Linked DNA regions of Homo sapiens: region 1 is linked to region 2. Evidence: chromatin contacts called from ENCODE POLR2A ChIA-PET data. All regions are on one chromosome and are shown on one strand. Each heading gives the region's core, a stretch centred on a gene start or an enhancer-like site at or near the end of the contact. The rest is flanking DNA. Distances are from core to core; before and after follow the strand shown.

Region 1 (7,159 bases), core at 4,348-6,847, 9.2 Mb after region 2:
GATTAGAGACCTTATGAGTTACATCCGTTCTGTTGTTGGTAAGAAAAGGCTGGAGGGGTAGATCAGAGGACTTTCAGATAAAAAGAAGGGTAAGGTGGGATGTATAGACTTTGGAAATCTGAAAGGTAGTGGTCAAAATGGGAGATACTTGAGTTTGATAATAAAGATGGCAGAAATTTCCAGTAGTTGACAAGGTCCAGGGAGAGTAGCTATGAGAATGAATAGCCAAAGTAACCTGTGGAGGAAGGTATAATAACACAGAGGGGGTCAAAGACCTGAAATGCACAAACATTGCATAAAAGTATTTAATACCCAAATGGAAAAATTGAAAGATGTAAGTGAAAAGGAAGGATGTAAAATGGAATGTGTCGCATCATTCCAATTTTAGGAAAAATGCATAGAAAAAAGACCAAAAAATGGACAATGTTTATAATAGTTATCCATATGGTTGAGTTTTATTACTTCATTTTTCTAAATTTTCAAAATTTCATTATCATGTATTCCTTTCATGATTAGGGAAGAGCTTTACTTATTTTGAACCTCCTCAGCTTTGGTCATTTCCATCTGGTGGAATTATCTCCTGTTATCCCATTTCATACTTACTTCTCTTTGACATTTTTACTTTCACTAAAAGTATGGAAATCAACAAAATTAAAACAACCAAAATGAAAAGCAAGCAAAGGAAAACAAAAAGAAGGGGAAGAAAGAATCTCAAGAAGAAAGTAATTTAGTTGGTACTGACACCAACAAGAAACAAATATTCCATATATTTGGAGGTTGTAATGACCTGCCTGGAGGAGCTAAAATGTTGTTAAGGACTGGTGACTTCACCAACAGGTCAGACAAGGAATTCTAGTCCTAATCTCTTACCCTTCATCTCCTGTGTCACGGAGTTCAGATAGGTGTTGACTGTGGCTCTCAACTTTTCTTGTTCAGAATTATATGTACCATACATTAGGACAAGGGGTGTTAAAAAACAAAAAAGAATTATATGTCCTTATTCCTCTTTGAACTACATCCCTCCCTCATACAATATTACTCAACAAAGTTAATAAAAAGTTATTATTATTATTTTTTTGAGATGGAGTTTCGCTCTCATTGCCCAGGCTGCAGTGCAATGGTGCAATCTCGGCTCACCGCAGCCTCCGCCTCCTGGGTCAAGCGATTTTCCTGCCTCAGCTTCCCAAGTAGCCGGGATTACAGGCATGCGCCACCACGCCTGGGTAATTTCTTTTTTTTTTTTCTTTTTTTTTTGAGATGGAGTCTCGGTCTGTCACCCAGGCTGGAGTAGAGCGGCAAGATCTCAGCTCACTGCAAACTCCGCCTCCCGGGTTCAAGCAATTCTTCTGCCTCAGCTTACCAAGTAGCTGGGATGACAGGTATGCACCACCACGCCCAGCTAATTTTTGTATTTTTAGTAGAGACGGGGTTTCACCATGTTGGCCAGGCTGGTCTTGAACGCTTGACCTTGTGATCCGCCTGCCTTGGCCTCCCAAAGTGCTGGGATTACAGGCGTGAGCCACCGCGCCCAGCGAATTTTTATATTTAGTAGAGATGGGTTTTCACTATATTGATCAGGCTGGTCTCAAACTCCTGACCTCAAGTGATCCACCCGCCTCAGCCTCCCAAAGTGCTGGGAATACAGGTGTGAGCCACCACGCCTGGTTGAAAAATAAAAAGTTATTTTTTATCATTTAGTTATTAGAATTATTTTTAAAAACAACAATCTAAGCCCTCTTTAGTAACAAGACATTTTTGGCACAAAATTCCAAAAAAATTAAAGTACATGCAAATAAACTTTTAGGATACAACCCATTTTATCCAAGATTGCCCTTTTACAGTAAAAAAAAAAAAAATTCTTCTCTCTGGGTGCAGGCGCAGTGGCTCACGCCTATTATCCCAGCACTTTGGGAGAGCGAGGAGGGCGGATCGCTTGAGCTCAGGAGTTTGAGACCAGTCTGGGAAACACGGTGAAATCCTGTCTCTACAAAAAATATGAAAAATTAGTCAGGTGTGGTGGTTCATGCCTGTGTTCCCAGCTACTTTGGAGGCTGAGGTGGGGGAATTGCTTGAGGCCTGGAGGTGGAGGCTGCACTGAGCCATGTTGGGACCACTGAACTCCAGCCTGGGTGGCAGAGTGAGACCCTGATCTTGAAAAAAAAAAAAATTATCTCGTTGGAATGTATACCAACTGACAGTGGTATTTGCCAGTAAGAATTTCTTGCTCATTTCCCTAAAGGAATGAGATAATACAGGACTTTAGTGTATGCATCCCTTCATTTCAAATATGAACAATTCTGAATCTCTTATCAAGGCCTTATAATTCTTTACCTACAGAGAAGTAGATGAAATGACTAAGTAAACATTCAGAGGTTTAATCAAGTCTGGTTTCAAAATCAGGAATATGAATATAAATATCCAAATTTCTATTTCATAAAAACCCATTATTATGGAAGAAAATAATTAAACTGTTTATGACTACAGCAGAATGTACAGGATATATAGAATTGTAATTATCACCACGAACAGGAAAGACAAGAATCTTGATATTTCTATTACACTGAGTACCTTGTAGCTATTTTGTTGAATGTCTTTTCATCTCTGATAATAAGGTGTGAATTAAAAAGAACTATTCCAGAGACTAGGAAATGATGATCCGGAATGATTTGGCAAGGTAAGACAGTAAGTGACAGAGTGGAATCAGAAACTCGCTTTCCTAATTGCCAGCTTAGTACTTCTTATTCTAGGCTGTATTATCTGTGCTGCCGCAAGGCAAACCATATCATTGCCTTTCCCATTTTAGAAATAGGTTGTATAGGAGTTTCCTTTGTGGTCTGATGGCAAGAGACACCTATTATTTAAGAAATGCCAACTGCTGATCATTGATGACAAAATATTTTTACATGTTCCTTATGGATTCAAGTTGTCCGCCATTTCTTCAAATAATCATCACGTTTCTAAGTTTGGTAAGAAAATCAGAAATGACTGAATGTTAAAGAGAAAGGGGCCTTAGGCATTATTTTTCCTATCATCTCAGTGGGGAAACTAAAGCCCAAAGAGTCATATTGGGAGTTGGTGGGAGTCTCCTGACTTCTTGTCCAGGGCTATTTATAGCACATAGCACTGTTTCAGTGGATGAGTATTCTGAAGCCACGGCATAATTGAGACTCTGTACATGGCACCTTCACTCATGTTCAATGTGTCAGTGTGGGGAGTTTGTGTGCCATTTTATCCCTTTATTTTTGTCATCCATTTTATTCAATACTTTCGTTGGTGCCTGATGTTTTTGATAGAAAAAGCAAATAAAAGAGTAAGCAGCAAATGTGAGTTAAAAAAATTTTTTTTTTGAGACAGAGTCTCGCTCTGTCGCCCAGGCTACAGTGCAGTGGCGTGATCTCGGCACACTGCAAGCTCCTCCTGCCGGGTTCACGCCATTCTCCTGCCTCAGCCTCCCCAGCAGCTGGGACTACAGGCGCCCGCCACCACACCCGGCTAATTTTTTGTATTTTTAGTAGAGACGGGGTTTCACCGTGTTAGCCAGGATGGTCTGGATCTCCTGACCTCGTGATCCGCCCGCCTCTGCCTCCCAAAGTGCTGGGATTACAGGCATGAGCCACCGCGCCCGGTCGACAAAAATTTTCTTAACATGAATGCGTGAAGTAAGGCTGTTTGGAATTTAGAAAAGTTGCAATTTTTGATGGAGAGAAAACCAAGAAGGAGTTGAGTGATGGCCGAGGGAGTGGACAACCTCCTACTGCCAGGGCCTCTACTCCTGAACTGTTATGAGGTTGCCTGATTCCTCTTAACAACCCTTCAGGTTAGGGGCCAGCTGTTAACTTAATTTTATTACCAGGGAAGAAACTGAGGCTCAGATAAAGTTCTTTTATCCCACAGGCACACAAACTGCTAACTGATAGAGCCAGATCCAGCCATGTCTGGCTACAAAGCCTGTGTACTTTAACTTCTACAGAGAGTATGTGCGAGGTGAACCAGTAAAAATAACAATAACAAGTGCAATACTAAGAATAGTAATAATGATAGTTAACACAGTGCTTTACATGTGTGATCGCTTTGAACAGGATTAAGTGAACACATGAATAGGACTGGCAGGGAGTCTTTCTACTCTTCATTAGCGAAACAGGAGAGGACATATACAGTACTTAGGATTTCCACTGGCTTACTTTGTTTTCTGAAAAATAACTGAAAGGCTCAATTAGTTTTGTTTTGTCGCATTTATCAGATTATAACGTTCTGGATGTGGGTCTGGATGTGGGTAGTTGGGCTGGTGTGGGATTACATGAAATCAAACCTGATATATTCAGAAAGATTCTTCCGGTGGACACATATGCCTTTTGGGTTCGATATTCAATTTTGTAATTAGTGATCACTGTTCCTATTTATTTATTTATTTATTTGAGACGGAGTTTCGCTCTTATTGCCCAGGCTGGACCACAATGGCGCATTATCGGCTCATCACAACCTCCACCTCCCGGGTTCAAGCGATTCTCCTGCCTCAGCCTCCCCAGTAGCTGGGGTTACAGGCATGTACCACCATGCCCGGCTAATTTTGTATTTTTTAGTAGAGACAGGGTTTATCCATGTTGGTCAGGCTGGTCTTGAACTCCCGACCTCAGGTGATCCGCCCACCTAGGCCTCCCAAAGTGCTGGGATTACAGGCGTGAGCCACCGCGCCCGGCCTGAATGGGAGTTTTTAATCCGTACTTTTTTCTTATTGAAGTTGAATGTCATATACCCCTCTATTTCCCTAGATGAATCCATGAAAGAAGTATGTTGCCCTCTATATGAAAAAGCAAGCTTGTCTTCTGCAGAAAATCAGTAACCACTCCTTTTTACACATAAATACCCCCAAATGAATCTCCGATGACTGATCTGATACTAGTCTGCAATTCTAGTTTTAGCATTAGGCTCACTCCTCATATTTGGGAGAAGATGTCCAATTCTGTAGTAATGTGTAACATAAAGTGGTGTCAATTTATAAATAATATCTTCTAATGAATTAATGCTCATTTGCAATGATCACTTCCATACAAATTTAGGTAAAGATGTTATTCAGAATTGGATTCTCTCTATTTAAAAATGTCATCCTAATGTGCAACTCCCTAAAACTGTTACTACAAACAACTATTTTGCCACTCAGCCTAAAAATAAAACCTTTCACCCAAATGACACATCTTAATAGCCATATTTTAATCTACGTAATTTTAAACTATTCTGAAAGAATCCATTTCTAGATGTCAGACAAGAGTTGAAACTGGGACAGCAGTTTGAAGGGGCTAATTTAAAAACCCACTTGCTTGGAGACACCTCAAGAATTTCTAGGCTCACAAGGTGGGTGAAGTAAGGAAAGAGACTAAGAGCTGAACAGTGCCGTTCTTTGCGAGCCCCCACTGGCGCAGGCTGAGCCGGCTGCGGCTAGGGCTGCGAAGAGTTAACGAGGGACCGAGCCCCAGCGCCGCGGGCTCCCCGCATGCTCCCTCCGCCCTCCCGTCCCCACCCTCTCGTTTTGGCAAGGGATTAAAGTGCTCCCCCCTGTGGCAGCAGTGACCCAGAAATGAGTTTGATTCACATAGTCCTTCCTCCATAACAAGCCAAACGCCAGACCGAGAGTGCCTCCGTGCGCGAGTGCCCGGTGTGTGCGCGCCGGCGAGAGCAGGGGCCCGCCCGGCTCCCCGCCCGCCGCGGCCCGAACTCATGCAGCTCCGAGCGAGCGAGCGGCGCCCAGCCCAGCGCCTCGGCCGAACCCCTCCGCAGCAGGTACGCGCGCGGGCCGCGGGGGGCGCGCGGGGTGGGCGCGCCGCGCGTGTGTCCGCGCGTGTCCGCGTGTGGGTCCGTGTGCGCGTCCCGGTCCCGCGGCGGCGACGGCGGCGGCGGCGGCGGCGGCTGCAGGACGAGCCGAGAGGCTCAGCCATATTTGATGGTTTTGTTGCTTTGCTCGGGAGTTCTCGGGAGTAATTTAATGCCGAAGGTCGCTGCCTAGTGGAAATAATATAATACGTCATTAATATGGCGCCAAAAGATTGGGTTCTCGATCTGTAGCGAGGAGGGAGGGAGGCAGCCGCTGAGCGCAGCGTTACTATCCCACCAGTAACTTGGGCATTGCCGGGGCGGGGGCCGGAGGAGGAGGAGAGGATGATTTTTGGATCCTGAGAATTGATCTATGTTGGATCAGTAAGTTTTATTATGATTTTTTTTTTCAAATTTGGGGGGCTGAAGACTTAGAGCTATTTCTTCTTTTGGATTTGCGAAGAACATGCGGTTTTCAGGTGAATCATCAATTAAACGCGTTTAGGAGCAGAAGCCCAGTTTAAGTTGGCTTTAGTTTATAGGTTTTTTTTTTTTTTTTTTTTTTTTAGAAAGCCAAAGTGCATTAGGCTGCATGAAAGTGGAAAGCATAGTAGCAACTTGGTAGACAGATGGCAATGGCAGAACGCAGGTTCGCGTACATATATGAATCCAGAGTGTGTGAGACCGTGTGTGTGGTGGGACTGTATTTGTCCAAACATAGGTGTGCGTAGGTACATCTGTGTGTGGTGGCCGCAGCCCTGGCTCTTGTCACCGCGTCACCACATGTCCAAAATATTCATTGCATCAATTCAAGGGCAGTGAGAGGGGGGTGGGGGTGGGGGTGGAGGGACAGTTTGGCAATTAGATTCTTCCGAACTGGGCTTCCAGTGATCAGATCTTTTACTTACAGCGCGACTGCTTGTAAAGTGTAAAACCCCTTAATCGATGAAATGGGGTAGGAGTTGGCGTTGGTAGAGCAAAGTACCGATTAATCGTGAACTTAAAGGGGATTGCAAATTGCAACCTTTGGCACCATCTGCAAATTGTGGGGGTGGGGTCTCTTGGTCTCCTTGCTTCCTTAAATGAACGTGTAGTGTGTACCCCGGGACTGCAAGTTGCAGAGCCCTTCAGTGCACGTGTCTTGTGCCTGTGAGTCTGTGTTTGCGAGTTGGGGGCTGTTGTTCGGTAGCCAGCAGGCTTTCCGGGTTGCTCGGCATTGGCTTGCAAATGCGGGAGAGGGATGGAATGTGGAATGTTGACCGGGGAACCGAATCCTGTCGGAACGGTCCCATTTGCTGGAGAAATTCGATCCCTTCCACCTCCTTCCCGCTCCCCCCCGCCCGCCTTCGGGCAG
Region 2 (6,365 bases), core at 355-2,854:
GAACTCCGCCGATCCTGGACTCCAGGAGGCTCCGTAGGGGCAACAACGCGCGCAGGTGAGGTGAGGTGAGGTCGGCGACTCAGAACCAGCTCCCTCACGGCCCCGGCCTCCGCGCCGCCGCCCGTCGCCTCCCGCTCGCCCCGCGCTGCGCCGCCCCCTGGCGGGGAGCGACCGGCAGAGCCGCGGCCGCGCGCCGGCGAGTGGGACCCGGGCGTCGAACCCGGGCGGGCTCCTCGACCATCACTGCCGGGCGTGTGTCACCCTCCCGGCCAAGACGGCCAGCACCCGCTGCCCGACGGCCGCTGCCCAGAGCAGGCGGCAGCGGGGCACGGACTCTTTCTGCAAAGGGGCGCGTCCTGGAGTCCACGCACCCCGACTATGCATCAATTCCTCAGGCTTCGGGGCACCCGCCCGCCAAGCACTCTCTGCTCCACTCTTCTTGTCCCTCTGCTCCCAGTCTCAATTCCTCCCCAACTCTCCCGCGAGCGTTTCCCACGAGCGCCCCGACTGCCCGCTGCGCAGCCGCCTCCAAAAGGACAGGCTCCCTCCTCCCCGCCCTCCGCAAGGGCCGCCCCGGCGCTTGGCTCTGGACCAGAAAGAGCTGGCCTCTGGGGTCTGCGCTGCCCCTTGGGGTCCGCTCCAGGCGGCGCCTCCCCTGCGCCCTTTGTGTGCACGCCGCAAACCCCTCTGCAGAGCTCTACTTTTGGCGGCACAGCCTTCGGCGGAAAAGCGAGTGAAAGGAGGCGCGCGGGACAAGCAGGAGACTGGAAGGGGGGAAAAGGCAACCGCACTCACTTTGGCAAGGTTCCGTCATGTTGCCTTTGGGCTGTCCCGTGGACTCGTCCCTCACCCCAGCTTCCCCGCCCAGCCAGGGCCAGGGCGAGGGGGGACGGGGGAGGAGCGGAGCCATCAAGACCGACTTGGAAATGGTGCTTCCGGAGCTGCAGGGAAGGGGCTCAGAAACTGTTTGGGTTTTGCTGATTGGATTTTGGGGAACCAGAGGGCTAGAGAGGGGCTAGGGGAAGGCCCGTGAGCACGGATGTATGAAAATAATCATGTTCCCGGGGAATACCAAGAGGGTCGGGGGTGAGGGTGGGAGGTCGGCAAGTACATTTTTGTATTTGAACTTTGTGAGCAAGTTGTATCAAATCCGACACTTGAGTTTTTCGACTGTGCTCGCTTAGAGTTGAGGTTTCTACCTCGTAACAGGACCGAGGACCTACTTCAAAAGCAAAGGGCCTGGGAACAGGGGTGAACGAAGGGCACAATTCAACAGGGGAGAGAAATCAGCCCCGGGTCTTCCGTGGGTCCTCTTCTTACCTGGTGGCTTTTCTAACAAAGTATGAGAAGGTAAAGTCCCAGTGATCGTCCAGCCATGCTTCGACCGAGTCCTGATCCCTCTGCTGCTGCTTCTGCTGCTGGGGCTGCTGCTGCTGTCGCTGCTGCCCGAAGCTGGGGCCGGCCCGCTCCATGGTTGGCACCGCGCGCCTCGGAGGCTCTCTGGTACTGCTTTTCCACCCCAGCTGGGGTCCGTCCCTCAGAAGAACAGGACTCGGCCTCGAGACCCTCCCCCTTCGTCCTGCTCCAGTCGGGCCGGCTTTCGACAAAGCGGCCGGAGCGCCAGGCCAGCCTCCTGCCCCGCCCCGCCCCGCGCGGTTCTACGGGCGCCCAGGTGTGGTGGGCGGGGCCAGGCGCAGCTGCTGCGCCCCCCCCACCCGGGGTCCGGCAGTGTTCCGCTCTCGCAGGCTCTTCAGTCCCCTGGTTCCCAGGAGGCGGCGGCGGCGGCGGCAGCGGCAGCGCCCGGCGAGCTCTCCGGAAGCCAAGTGGCGGCGGCTGGAAGGAGGCCGCGCGGCCGCTGGGGTGCGCTGTGTGCCAAGCCGACTTCTGGGGAGCGCGCTAGGTGACTGGGTGTGTTCTCAGAGTGCCCCAGGGAGGGAAGGTCGCGATGTGGGAAGTTTTGCCCGAAAGTAAGAGATGATGAGACCCTGGGCCCTTTTCCTGGGGCCTGGGAGTGCAATGACCTTCCCGCCTAGCTTTTCCCTAGCCCTACGCTTGGGTCTGGGAGGAGCGGGACCGACCTCCTTCAGAGCCCAGCCCGCTCAGTGACTTAAAGCGGTCCAGCCACGGACCACTGCGGGTGGAGAGAGCTGGGGCGTGTGCTAGCAAGAGAGATTTGCAGGTGTAGGTGGGTAACTTGCAACAAAGCCATACCCGTGCTTAATGTTAATGATAACAGCAATAATTATAACTTAAGTGCCTTTAACCATTGCCTCAAACTTCCCTTATGCATAACTGGAAAAAGATTTACTTGGAAAAGAAAAAGCAAACAAATAATTTCCAATGCTTTGTGCATGAAGTTAGAAAACAAGGGCACCTCTGTACAATTAGGTTAATCCGAGAGCACTGGCGCAACCCAGGTGCAGTCGAGGGCAACCAGTTATCCCAATTTTAAATTAATGCATCATTTTAATTAAATTGGAATTAACACTCCCTCAAAAGTATCCATTAAAAATGGCTCAGCCTTTTTGTCCAATCCCTATCTTGCTTCTTTAAAAAAGGAATTGGTGTCATCCTTTGCTTTGTCTGCATCCCCATCTTCCTGTCATGCATTGGCAGTTTTAATATGGCATTTTGCAATGACCTATATTTTTTGGTAGAATTAAATCTGGAATTATGGGTTGCACAATGTGTGAATGACACCATTAGCAGTGATATAAAAAAAAATGAGTTAGCTGATATACTTCTGACAACTTCCTTCTAAATACTCTTGGCAAGAATTTAAGGCATTATTCACTACATAGAAACACATCATTAAATTGATAATCTGAGAACTTTTAAAAGTATCTTCTAGTCCCCCAATGCAATGGTTTATCTTTCCTTCATTGAGTAATTGACCTTTTGCGACTTCAGTTTTTCTGAAACTTTACTGCTGTATGCAGGTAGCCACAACCAAAGAAAAGCAATCAAAGCAGTAGAGTATGAACTAATGGGTGATAAATTATATTGGATTTAGAAATGAGAATTCTCTCCTAATGTGTTACTATGATAGTGATTATAGTGCTCATGGAATACAGTCATGCGTCACCGAACAACAGGATACATTCTGAGAAATGTATCCTTAGGCAATTTCATCCTTCTCTGAACATCACAGTGTACTAACACAAAATAGATGGCTCAGCCTACTACACACTTAGGCTATTGCTCCTAGACCACAAATCTATACAGCATATTACTGTACTGAATACTGTAGGCAATTGTAATGCAATGATATTTGTGTGTCTAAACATATCTAAACATAGAAAAGGTACAGTAAAAATATAGTATTATCTTATGGGACTCATATATGTGGTCTGTCGTTGACTGAAAAGTGGCACATTACTGTGGAAAGTTTCTCCTCAGTACAGTTTTTTCTTGTGGAAATCCATGCATTCCTCCTAACAGGAGATCAATCGTAATTTAAAACTCTGCTTATCTACTAAAGATGCAGTGAATTTGGGGCTTGAATTATTTGCTTTTGTTGGATACTTGATTAAATAAACACGTATAATCATTTCAATGTTTGTATTCCCTCCAAAATTCATGTTGAAACTTAATCCCTAATTCAACAGTATTAAGAGGAGGTGCCTTTAAGTGGTGATTAGACCATTAGGGCTCTGCCTTTGTGAATGCATTAGTGCCTTTTTAAAAAAAGGCCCAAAGGAGACAGTTGGCCCCTTCTATTCTTTCCACTATGTGAAGACACAGCACTGACCCTTGCTGAGGATGCAGCAACAAGGTGCCATTTTGTAAGCAAAGAGCAGCCCTCACCAGTTGCCAAATCTGCTGGCACTTTGATTTTGGAGTTTCCAGCCTCCAGAACTGAGAGAAATTAATTTCTATTGTTTATAAATATCCCAGTCTGTGATATTTTATTACAGCAACACAAATGGACTAAGACAGTGGGTAATATCAAAATGTTCATTTTTCTCTCCTAACCTGAAAGGGTTAAATTATCAGAAACCAGGAAGGTTTCTGAAAAATTGCTTCAAGAAAAACAATCTATAGGCTGGGCACAGTGGCTCATTCCTGTAATCTCAGAACTTTGGGAGGGAGAGGTAGAAGGATACTTGAGCTCAGGAGTTTGAACCAGCCTGGGCCACATGGCATGACCCCATCTCTACACAAAATTTTTAAAAATTAGCCAGGCATGGGGGAACACACCTGTAATCCTAGTTATTCGAGAGGCTGAGGCAAGAGGATTGAGCCCAGGAGGTCAAGGCTGCAGTGAGCCATGATCGTGCCATTGCACTTCAGCCTCAGTGACAGTGTAAGACCCCCGGCTCTATAACAAAAAAGAAAAAAAAAGAAAAACAGTACATAGATTCTCTCAATAGTGAATCTCAAGTCTGTGTGGTATATATGATAGTTTGGGAGTTACTGTGAAGGCCTATTACCTGAGAAACATATCACAAGGGATTGGGGAACAGAAGTGTCTCAAACAGTTCTAGTCTCTGGGAGATTCAGCCAAAATGTGTAACTATACCTCCTGTAAATTTAAAGTAGTTAAAGGTAAGCATATTTTGAACTGACATTACCTGGGCCTCTTGTTTTTCAACTCCATTTTATTCTTTATCCCAATTTGCCCAATTATTTTGTTTTAACTTGGCATGAATTGTTCTAAGCACCTCAAATCTTGTTATGGAATTAGTTGAAGAATAAGTAAATCATAAACACTCCCAGGATATAACTTGAAAAATGCTGTTAATGCTATTTATAACAAACAAATGAGCAATGATGTATGTATGTGTATATGTATGATATATATATGTGTGTATATGTATATATATATTTAATTTTTGTAAATGACCCAGTCTGTGGTATTTTGTTATTGCAACACAAGTGGACTAAGATATATATATATATATATATAAAATCAATGATATATATGTGTATATACATACATATATGTCATTGCTCATTTGTTGCTCATGAGCAACAGCTTAACTAAAGACCTTCAATGTATTCCCACTGTGCTAAAATAAAATTCAAACTCTGTAACGTGGCTTATGGGGTTCTACATTATTTGGTTGTTACCTACCTGTACTGCTAAAGATTTTGGTCATACAAATAGAAAAAACAAATGCAACAAAGCAAAAACACAAAAAAGAAATATAAGGCATAAAAATGAAAAAGTAAACATTCTCCATTTGCAGACATGAGTATCTATGAGGAATACCCAAAGGAATGCACAAAGCAACTACAAGAATTAAGAGGTGATTCAGCAAGCTTGCAGCATAAATGGTCAGTATACAAAAATCAATTGTATCTCTGTATACTAGTCTTATGGGCTGATTTGTTTCCCCAGATTCATATGTTGAAGCCCTAACCCCTAGTACCACAGAATGTGATTGTATTTGGAGATAGGGCCTTTAAAGAGGCAATCAAGGTTAGATGAGGTCATGAGAGTGGTCCCTAATCCAATCTGACTGGTGCCACTATAAGAAGAGGGAATTTGCACACACAAAAAAGTGACACCGGTGATACTCTCCCACAGAGGGATAACCGTGTGAAGAGGCAGCAAGAGAATGGCCATTTGCAAACCGAGGAGAGACACCTCCAAGGAATCCAACCTGCTGGCACCTTGATCTTGGACTTCTAGTCCCCAGCACAGTGGCAAGATCAATTTCTGTTATTTAAGCCACCCAGCGTGTGGTACTTTGTTACGGCAACACTAACAAACTAATACAACTAACAGTGAACAATTTGAAAACAATATTATTTATAATCGTGTAAAAAACATTAAATACTTAGGGATAAATTTGGCAAAATATACATAAGAAATATACACTAAAAGTTATAAAACATTACTGGGAGAAATGCAAAAAGACCTAAATAAATGGACAGATACATTCATTGATCGGCAGACTCAATATTATTATGATGTTTATTCTTTCCAAACCGAGCAATATGATCCCAATCGTATTTCAGCAGACATTTTCATGGAAAGCGAAAATCAGATAACAAATTTTCTATGGAAATGCAAGAGATACAGAATGGCAAAACAATATTGAAAAAGAATAAAACTAGAGAACTTATGCTACCTAGCTTTAAGATTTACTATAAAGCTATAATAATCAAGGCAGTATGGCATTTGCATATGGTTAGTCAAACAGAACCATAGAATAGAATAAAGAGTTTAGAAATATCATTTATACAACTAGTTGATTTTCAACAAAGGTACCAGTTATTCTTTAAATAAAAGTAAAGTTTTTTTCAATAAATAATGCTTTAACAACTGGATCTTTATATGGAAAAATAGTATCCTCAACCAATATTTTATATTATATATAAACGTTAATTAGGAATGAAACAGATCTAAAAACTAA

Evidence for each region. ChIA-PET counts read pairs that join two places held with the same protein, here RNA polymerase II (POLR2A).
Region 1: POLR2A ChIA-PET joins it to region 2 with 11 read pairs in naive thymus-derived CD4-positive, alpha-beta T cell. The contact joins the promoter of JADE1 here to the promoter of PDE5A in region 2. POLR2A ChIA-PET finds 5 or more read pairs at or near these places in 2 of 52 experiments (CD8-positive, alpha-beta memory T cell and naive thymus-derived CD4-positive, alpha-beta T cell).

What each region holds. Positions count from the first base shown.
Region 1 is chr4:128,804,103-128,811,261 of GRCh38, forward strand. It overlaps JADE1 (jade family PHD finger 1), which reads left to right and starts at 5,598. Exons shown (of 11, transcript NM_199320.4): 1 at 5,598-5,775. RefSeq lists silencers at 5,421-5,900, 6,411-6,530 and an enhancer at 6,001-6,110.
Region 2 is chr4:119,627,200-119,633,564 of GRCh38, forward strand. It overlaps PDE5A (phosphodiesterase 5A), which reads right to left and starts at 1,605. Exons shown (of 21, transcript NM_001083.4): 1 at 1,321-1,605. The coding sequence starts at 1,472. LOC107986192 (a long non-coding RNA gene) reads left to right here and starts at 591. Exons shown (of 1, transcript NR_165235.1): 1 at 591-3,556. RefSeq lists silencers at 39-318, 1,539-1,938 and an enhancer at 449-498.